Regions from separate parts of the Homo sapiens genome. Here region 2 is linked to region 1. The links are chromatin loops, found by intact Hi-C in ENCODE. Cell type or tissue: Caco-2. All regions are shown on one strand. Region 1 overlaps ANKRD18A (ankyrin repeat domain 18A). Region 2 has its middle 21 kb from the start of FAM95C.

Region 1 (4,000 bases):
GCCAGTATGGTGACTGTGGCCCTGGATTACCCAATCTCAAGAGCTCTTGAGAATGCTTCATGAGACAGTCACATTACAGTTTGGTTTTGTACATTTCCAGCAGACAGAGTTGTAGGGAAAATCATAAATCAATATGAGGAAGACATACATTGGCTCAGCCTAAAAGTGGGACATCAAAAAGGAGGGGCTAACAAGTCATAGGTGGGTTTTAAGGATTCTTTAGGTGACAATTGATAAAGAAAATCTGTTGTCTAAAACTGGAAATAGGTATAAAGGAAGGCCTTAATTAAGATAAGGTCATTATGGAGGTTAAGGTTCTTATTATGTAGATGAAGCCTCCTAGCTGGCAGCCCTCAGAGAAAATAGAGGGTAAATATATCTTTTCAGACTTGAAATGCATCAGGATCTTAGTTAATCTTCCCTAGATCTGGGAAGACCTAGAAGGGGAGAGATTGGGCTACATTAATGAAGACTTCTTACAGATGCAGATTCCCCCACAGAAGGCAGCTTTGTACTGCCATTTCAATCTCTTGGCCCTGCAACAGCCATTTCAAAATATGTCAAAAAATATATATTTGGGGGTAAAATAACTTTGATTTTTTTCAGCTTCTTCTCTCTGTGATGCTGTACCAGAATCAGGTTAGAAAGTAAACCACATTATAAGAGTTAATAAAACCCATCTGATGAGATTTGATTGTTTGAAGGGTGTGATTCCCAGACCCTTTAGATAGAAACTGGGGCAAAAGAATACAAGGTCTTGCTCCTCAATATAAATCTCTCAGTGCTTTAAGCAGTGAAAGATTTTTCATTTAATTTTACAGACTTGATACTAATAAAAAGATACTTTAAAATATATGTATGTATATATTTTTCCTTACAAAAGATGTGCTGTTGATTCTCTTATGTCTTGAACCCTGGCCAGTGATCTGAAACGAAGCAGCCCATGTCTCCAGATCACTAGTACCAAATAAATTTTGGGGTGTAACAGGTTTATTGAGAAGTAATTAACACACCATGCAATTCACTCATTTAAAATATACAAGTCATTCAATTTTACTATTTTCAGAGTTATGTAATCATCATTACATCAATTTTAGAACACTTTCATCACCCTAAAAACAAACCCCACATCATTTAGCTATCTTCACTAGTTTTCCCTTCCTCCCTCAGCCCTAGGGAACCACCCACCTTCTTTGTATAGATTTGCATATAAGCCTCTGAAATAAAAAGCAAGTGGTCGACTGGGACTGGCTTATTTCACTTAGCATAATTTTTCATGCTGCATCTGTGCTGTAGCAGGTATTGATGCAGGGCTTTCGCTCCTTAGTTCAGCCAAATCTGGGTTCTTCTCTCATGACCAGGAAAAATTAGCCATGTGGACCCATTGAAGGGTGAGAAGGACAGAATTTATTAAGTGAAAGGGAAGCTCTCAGCAAAGAGAGGGGTCCTGCAAACAGATTTCCACCTCACAATTGAATACCAGGACAGGCACACAGGAGCTGAAGAGGCCAGGCTCCTCCTCTGCATAAGGCGTGAATTCCTGGTGGCTCCACCCCATCCCCCCAGTGCATGTGGGCCTCCAGTCTGCTGCTGGCAAGTCCAGGCAAGCCCCTGTGCAGGTTCCCTTATCTGCACCGGACGTTTTATCTGGTGTAGACACTTGTGGGCCTGGAGATTCTCTGGGGACCCTTCCATATCTGCCTAGGCATTTTGCTGTCTCCTGCTTCTATCAGTATCAGTACTAAATTTCTTCTTATTGCTGAGAAATATTCCATTGTATGGATACATTAAACATTTTATGTAACCATTCATGAGGTGATGGACCTTTGGGTTCTTTCCACTTTTTGACTCTTATTAATAATGCTGCTGTAGGCCAGGTGTGTTGGCTCACACCTGTAATCCCAGCACTTTGGGAGGCCAAGGCGGGTGGATCACGAGGTCAGGAGTTCGAGAGCATCCTGGCCAACATGGTGAAACCCTGTCTCTACTAAAAATACAAAAATTAGCTGGGCATGGTGGTGTGTGCCTGTAATCCCAGCTACTCAGGAGACTGAGGCAGGAGAATTGCTTGAACCCGGACCCAGGAGGCAGAGGTTGCAGTGAGCTGAGATCACGCCACTGCACTCCAGCCTGGGCTACGGAACAAGACTCCGTCTCAAAAAAAATATAGTAATAATGCTGCTGTAAACATTTATGTATGAGTTTTTGTGCTTGCATATGTTTTTATTTTTCTGGAGTATATACTTATGACTGGAATTTCTGGGTCATACAGTAACTTCATGCTTAACCTTTTGAGGAGCTGACAGTTTGTTTTCCAAAGTGGCTGCACCACTTTACATCCCCGGCAGCATTGGATAAGGGCTTTAATTTCTTTACATTTTTCCTAACACTTATTTTCTCTTTTTTATTGAACAAAGATTTGGTCCTGTGGTGTGAAGTGATACCACAAGGTGGTTTTGATTTACATTTTCCTAATGACTAATTACATTAAGCATCTATTAATGTGCTTATTATCCGTCTTTATATCTTCTTTGCAGAAATATCTATTCAAATTCTTTGCCCATTTGTTAAATTGGGTTATCTTGTTATTTATGAATGGCAAGGGTTCTTTATATATCCTATATATGTAAGTCCCTTATCAGATATACACTTTTCAAATACTTTCTTCTACTCAGTGTCTTGCCTTTTCACTTCTTGATACTGTCTTCTCAGGCACAGCAGTTTTCAATTTTGAAGTCCATTGAATCCATTTTTCCTTTGGAGTCATAGCTAAGAAAACACTGCCAAATGCAGTCACAAAGATTTATGCCAATGTTTTCTTCTGAGAGTTTTATAGTTTTAGCTGTTACAGTTAACTGTTTTGAGTTAATTTTTAAATATGGTATTAGGTGAGAGTCCAACTTTGTAATTTTTTTTGCACATGGATACCCAGTTGTTCCAATATCATTTATTGAAAAGACTATTTTTTCCCATTCTGTTTTTTTGTTACCTTGTATAAAATCAATTGACTGTAAATGTGCAGGTTTATTTTTAGGTTATCAATTCTTAGTTTATGTCTATTCTTATACGAGGACCAAATTGAATTTACTGAGAAAATTTTTTCAATCATGTTGCATATTACCAGTTGTCTTATGTCATAATAAAAATTAAATGTAGTAGAATATCTTTAACTTCACCTTTTGTGTCTCAAAGGAGTCTGTGGCCAGCTTATACCTTACTTACTCTAAGACATGATGGCAAGTCAGGCTTACGAGACACACTATTTCTTTTTTTCTCCATTTGAACCTTTAGTCTCTTATCCAGTGCCTCCCTCTATAGTTTCATTTTCAGTAAATTTTGGTCGCAGTATCTGCTGAAATAGTCTACTATTTAGTGCCTTATGTTTTACTAACTCATTATAATTCATAGAATCATCCATAGATGTTTACCATCCAGGAAGGAGGAGTTTAAGTCTGAGCTGCCAGCTTTCCTCAGTGGAAATCAAGTGAAGTCATCATCTTTCAGTTCACAGATCCTCTTTCCACCTGGCATCTTGTTCTCTTGTGTAACACTGTGGCTAATCCTTTTCTTGGTGCAGATCTTGCATTCTCAGAAACCACGGTTTCTGTATTGACCTCCTATTACTGAAACAGAGATGCACAGCTCTGCTTTCTAGCTCAGTAGAGGATTCTTGGAATAAAAAGTTTAACTCATTCCAAGAAAAAGTTTTAGGAGTGCAGCACTTAAAAATCAGGTAATATTCAGGCAATTTATCAGAGACAAATAGTAGATTAGTATTTTGAATTTCAAAATTTCAGAGCCAAGTTGTGTGCTATAGAGAAGCATTGCGGTATAATACAGAGATGGGATGGTCTTAACTTCTCCATGCAAACAAACGTGAAGTAAGGTAAAGGAGAAAATGCATTTGATGTCTTAACACTCAAAGTATGCTGTGTTTATTTTACTTCTGTGAAGAGTAAAAGTCATTCCATAATTTTCTCCTTATTTCCTCATTGAGAAA
Region 2 (4,000 bases), 59 kb after region 1:
CGCCTCCGCGAGCCGCCGCCTGGTTCATACCTTCTTATTTTTTCTGCATTTCTGGTTTTTGAAAAATTTTATACAAAAAGCATTCAACAAACAACAGTCAAAATGATTGTGATTGTATCCAGCCTCTATCATTTTACATTCTATGTGATTTTAAGGAATAGTCTTAAGCACCCTGAGTTTCATTTCCTTGATCCTTAAAGGGGTTTATATCTACTTCATTGGGTGTATGAGAACTGACATCCTATTATGTATAAAATGCTGAAAACAATTCCCAGCACTGAACAAAATTTGCAAGCTAATATATCATCGTCATCATCAACAATAACAAAAAATAATAGCAACATAATATACTATTATAGCTCATTACACCATGTCCCTATTTTGTGTGTTGCCTATTATTTTCATCAAAATAGAATTATCAAGTTATTTTAAGTCATTATTTGTGCTTCTGATTATTTCTTGGAATATTAAAAAACAATTTGGGGGATTGTCTTAGTCCATTTCTGCTGCCAAAACGAAATACCACAGACCGGGCAATTTATAAACAATAGAAATTGATTTCTCATGGTTCTAAAGGCTGGGACGTCCAAGATCAAGGTACCAACAGGACTGATGTCTGGTGAGGGCTGTTCTCTGTTTCCAAGATGGTGCCTTTTTGCTCCATCCTCCAGAGGAGCATAACACTGTGTCCTCACATGGTGGAAAGGATGGAACGGGACAAACTCACCCTTTCAAGTCTTTTTATAAAGGCCCAAAACCCATCCATGAGGGCTCCACCCTCATGACTTAATCACTCCCTGAAGGCCCAACTTCTTAATTCTATCACATCGGCAATTACATTTTAGTACTTGAATTTGGGGGATCAGCGGGTATAAAACACTTTAAGAATATTGAAGCCTGTAGCCAAGTTGCACTCCACAACAAGTGAATCACCAATAGTAAAAGAAAAAAGTATAATTTTATTGCTATATTTTTACAACAGCAGATTTGTAAATTAAAATGTTACCTCGCCAATTTGATAGGCATAAAGTGTTACAAAATGTTCTCATTTCAACATGACATTGCAAGTAATTTCATATATTCCTCATTTTTTATTTCTGTGAATCCTGTCTTTAGCCATTGATTTATAAACGGTCCATGTAATAATTTAACCTTGTATTTCTCATGTATTTTTAAATATTTTTCTAGTTTTTTTTTTTTTTAAACTATGCTGTGCTATGCATGAAGAATTTCTAATTATTTTAATTTAATTCATTTAATTTTTCTTTTTTTTTTTAATTTGAGAGAGTCTTACTCTGTTTCCCAGGCTGGAGTGCAGTGGCACGATCTCAGCTCACTGCAACCTCTGCCTCCCAGGTTCAAGCGATTCTTCTGCCTCAGCCTCAAGAGTAGCTGGGATTACAGAAGTGCACCACCACGCCTGGTTAATTTTTGTATTTTTAGTGGAGACCAGGTTTCACCATGTTGATCAGGCTGGTCTCGAACTCCTGGCCTCAAGTGATCCGCCTGACTCAGCCTCCCAAAGTGCTGGGATTATAGGCGTGAGCCACCACGCGTGGCCTCTTTCTTTCCTTTTTTGATTTGCTTAAGAAATCCTAAGACCTCTCAAAAAACATGAAATTTCTATTATAACATAATTAATTGTCCAGCTGTTTAGAACTTATTTTGTTTGTGTGTAAAAATTGTCAAACAACTTTATAGCCTCCAAATAATTACCTAGTTTCCACAACACCGTTCAGTAAATTATTCTAAATTTTCCACCAAATTTATAGCATCAAATTATCAGGTACTTTATTTTTATTTATAATATAATGATTTTCTTTTCTCTGTGTTCTATTTCTTTTATTTATCAGGTTATTTCTATGCTCGTAACTTAATTATTTATCTTTTTTATTACTACATGAAATGCATTGCATATACGAAAGTTCATGAATGAACTTTTCATCTTTTCATGATGAACTTTTCCAACATAACTTATTGATTATACTTTCCTATTTATTACTCTAAATGAATTTCAGAATATCTTTTTTATAACATATTTGTTCCTTGATTACAATTCTATCAATAAATTGAATTTGTAACATTTAGCAGCTTTTGAATACTTAATTCTTTTTCCCATCACCCTCATATTTTTTCTAGGATTTTAAAGTTTTCTTTATGTCATTTCCTAAGTTCATGGGTTCTTTTATCTGGTTTATATGTATTTCTCTCTGTTTCTAAAACATCATAGTTGCATTCCTATTTGGGTAGAATCCTTCCTCTGAATATTCCCTAATCATTAGCATGAACACTTCTTCCCTACTTTTTTGTTCCTCAGTTATGGGAGTGCCTGTTGTGCTTTGATCTTTGAAGGAGCATTTTATTTATTTTTATGTTATTTTTTATTGTTTTTTATTTTTTTGAGACGGAGTCTTGCTCTATTGCCCAGGCTGGAGTTCAGTGGCTCAATCTCAGCTCACTGCAGCCTCCACCTTCCGGGTTCAAGCAATTCTCCTGCCTTAGCCTCCTGAGTAGCTGAGATTACAGGTGTGTGCCACCACACTTGGCTAATTTTTGTATTTTTAGTAGAGACAGGGTTTCAACCATGTTGGCCAGGCTGGTCTCGAACTCCTGGCGTCAAGTGATCCACCCACCTCGGTCTCCCAAAGTGCTAGGATTACAGACGTGAGCCACCACACCCCGCCTGAAGGAGCATTTTAAATTTCAGTGAAGGTCTCTGAATTGGGGAGAATGAAAACACACAGAGGTTTGGGATGAAAGTGGGCATGATGGGGAAGCAGAGGGGCTTTCCCCCTAGTGTGTTTCTCTTCTCTGTGGAGAGCGATGAAAACAAGAGGGACATGAGGGGTGGCAACTGGAAGACTCTTCACTGCTAGATTTGCCACAAATGGCTGCAGAAACTTTCCTCGTTATCCATAAATTTCAGTTTTTTCATTCGTAAATGTTAATGCTGGGAACAGATCATCTCTTAGGTTCCATTTAGAGCCCATAGAGCCCAATGGTGAAGGGCCTGGTCCCAGGAGGCATGCTGAGCAGAGGCTGATCCTGTGCTGAGCAGATGCCGACACTGTGCCTTTCAGGTTACTCCAGGTGGGTCAGTGGGAAAACTTCACTTCATTGACAGGGCCTTAATTGTTGGGACCTTGTCAGACACCCCTTTGCAGACAGTGTCACTGAGACTGCAGTTGCGATGATAATGACAGCTGGTGTGGGGAGGTCAGTTCCAGGATCCTTCCCTATATCTGGGGACCTTCTCTGTTATTCCCCTCCAGGCCCCTGCTCTCAAAGGCTCTGTGTGTGTGAGGAGGCGGCTGCAGAACAGCAGACTTCCCTTTGGTAAGAGCCTCCCCTTTCCAAGTCTCTGTGCGTGAGGAATGCACAAAACAGGGACGTGCTCCAGTGAATTATAACAGTGTATTAAGTTACTGTTATTTTGTGGTTGTTGAGGATCATGATGGTATATTAGCTAACATGTCTTAGCCAGACACGCTCTTTGGCATTTTATGTATATAGTACTATATCAATTCTCACACATCTATTACAGTAGCTGTAATTATAGTCCCCCTCTTAAAGATAAAGAAAATGAAATTCTGATTCAGAATATTGCTTGAAGTCTACAGTGGGTAAGTAACAGAGCCTGGTTATAATCCTAGTGAATTTGAGTAGTTTTAAATAAACACCTTATGGAAGTTTCTTTCTGGCATCCATGGTTTCTGATGTCACGGGAATTGTCCTCATATAGAGAATAGAGCATTTCTCTTTGGTTTTTTCGAGTTTTCGGAAATCTGGTCATGGTGTATCTGGACATGGATTCATTTGGACACGACCCCTTAGTGGTTATCTTATCTCCTTGAATTTATGTATTTCACCATGTTTGTGATGTTTTTTGCCATTATTTGTTCAAAAATGTTTTCAGTCAGTCCTGTCCTTTTTTTTTTTTTTTTTTTTTGAGACGGAGTTTTCCTCTGTCGCCCAGGTTGGAGTGCAGTGGCATGATCTC

The links. Hi-C counts contacts between places; a loop is a spot of excess contacts. Peaks named below come from ENCODE experiments on the same cell type or tissue, not always from the same donor. Only the 100,000 strongest peaks of a DNase experiment are listed, where the experiment ranks them.
Region 2: a loop joins it to region 1, with 13 times the contacts of the local background. A loop is called at or near these places in 1 of 110 quality-filtered maps.

What each region holds. Positions count from the first base shown.
Region 1 is chr9:38,581,559-38,585,558 of GRCh38, reverse strand. The region is part of intron 12 of ANKRD18A (ankyrin repeat domain 18A); the gene reads left to right. Among named protein-coding and RNA genes, the nearest start is that of ANKRD18A, 37 kb to the left of the region's middle. In Caco-2, no CTCF peak of the experiment used is centred here; a DNase peak (open chromatin) is centred at 1,578.
Region 2 is chr9:38,522,688-38,526,687 of GRCh38, reverse strand. It overlaps the pseudogene FAM220BP. Among named protein-coding and RNA genes, the nearest start is that of FAM95C, 21 kb to the left of the region's middle. In Caco-2, no CTCF peak of the experiment used is centred here; no DNase peak of the experiment used is centred here.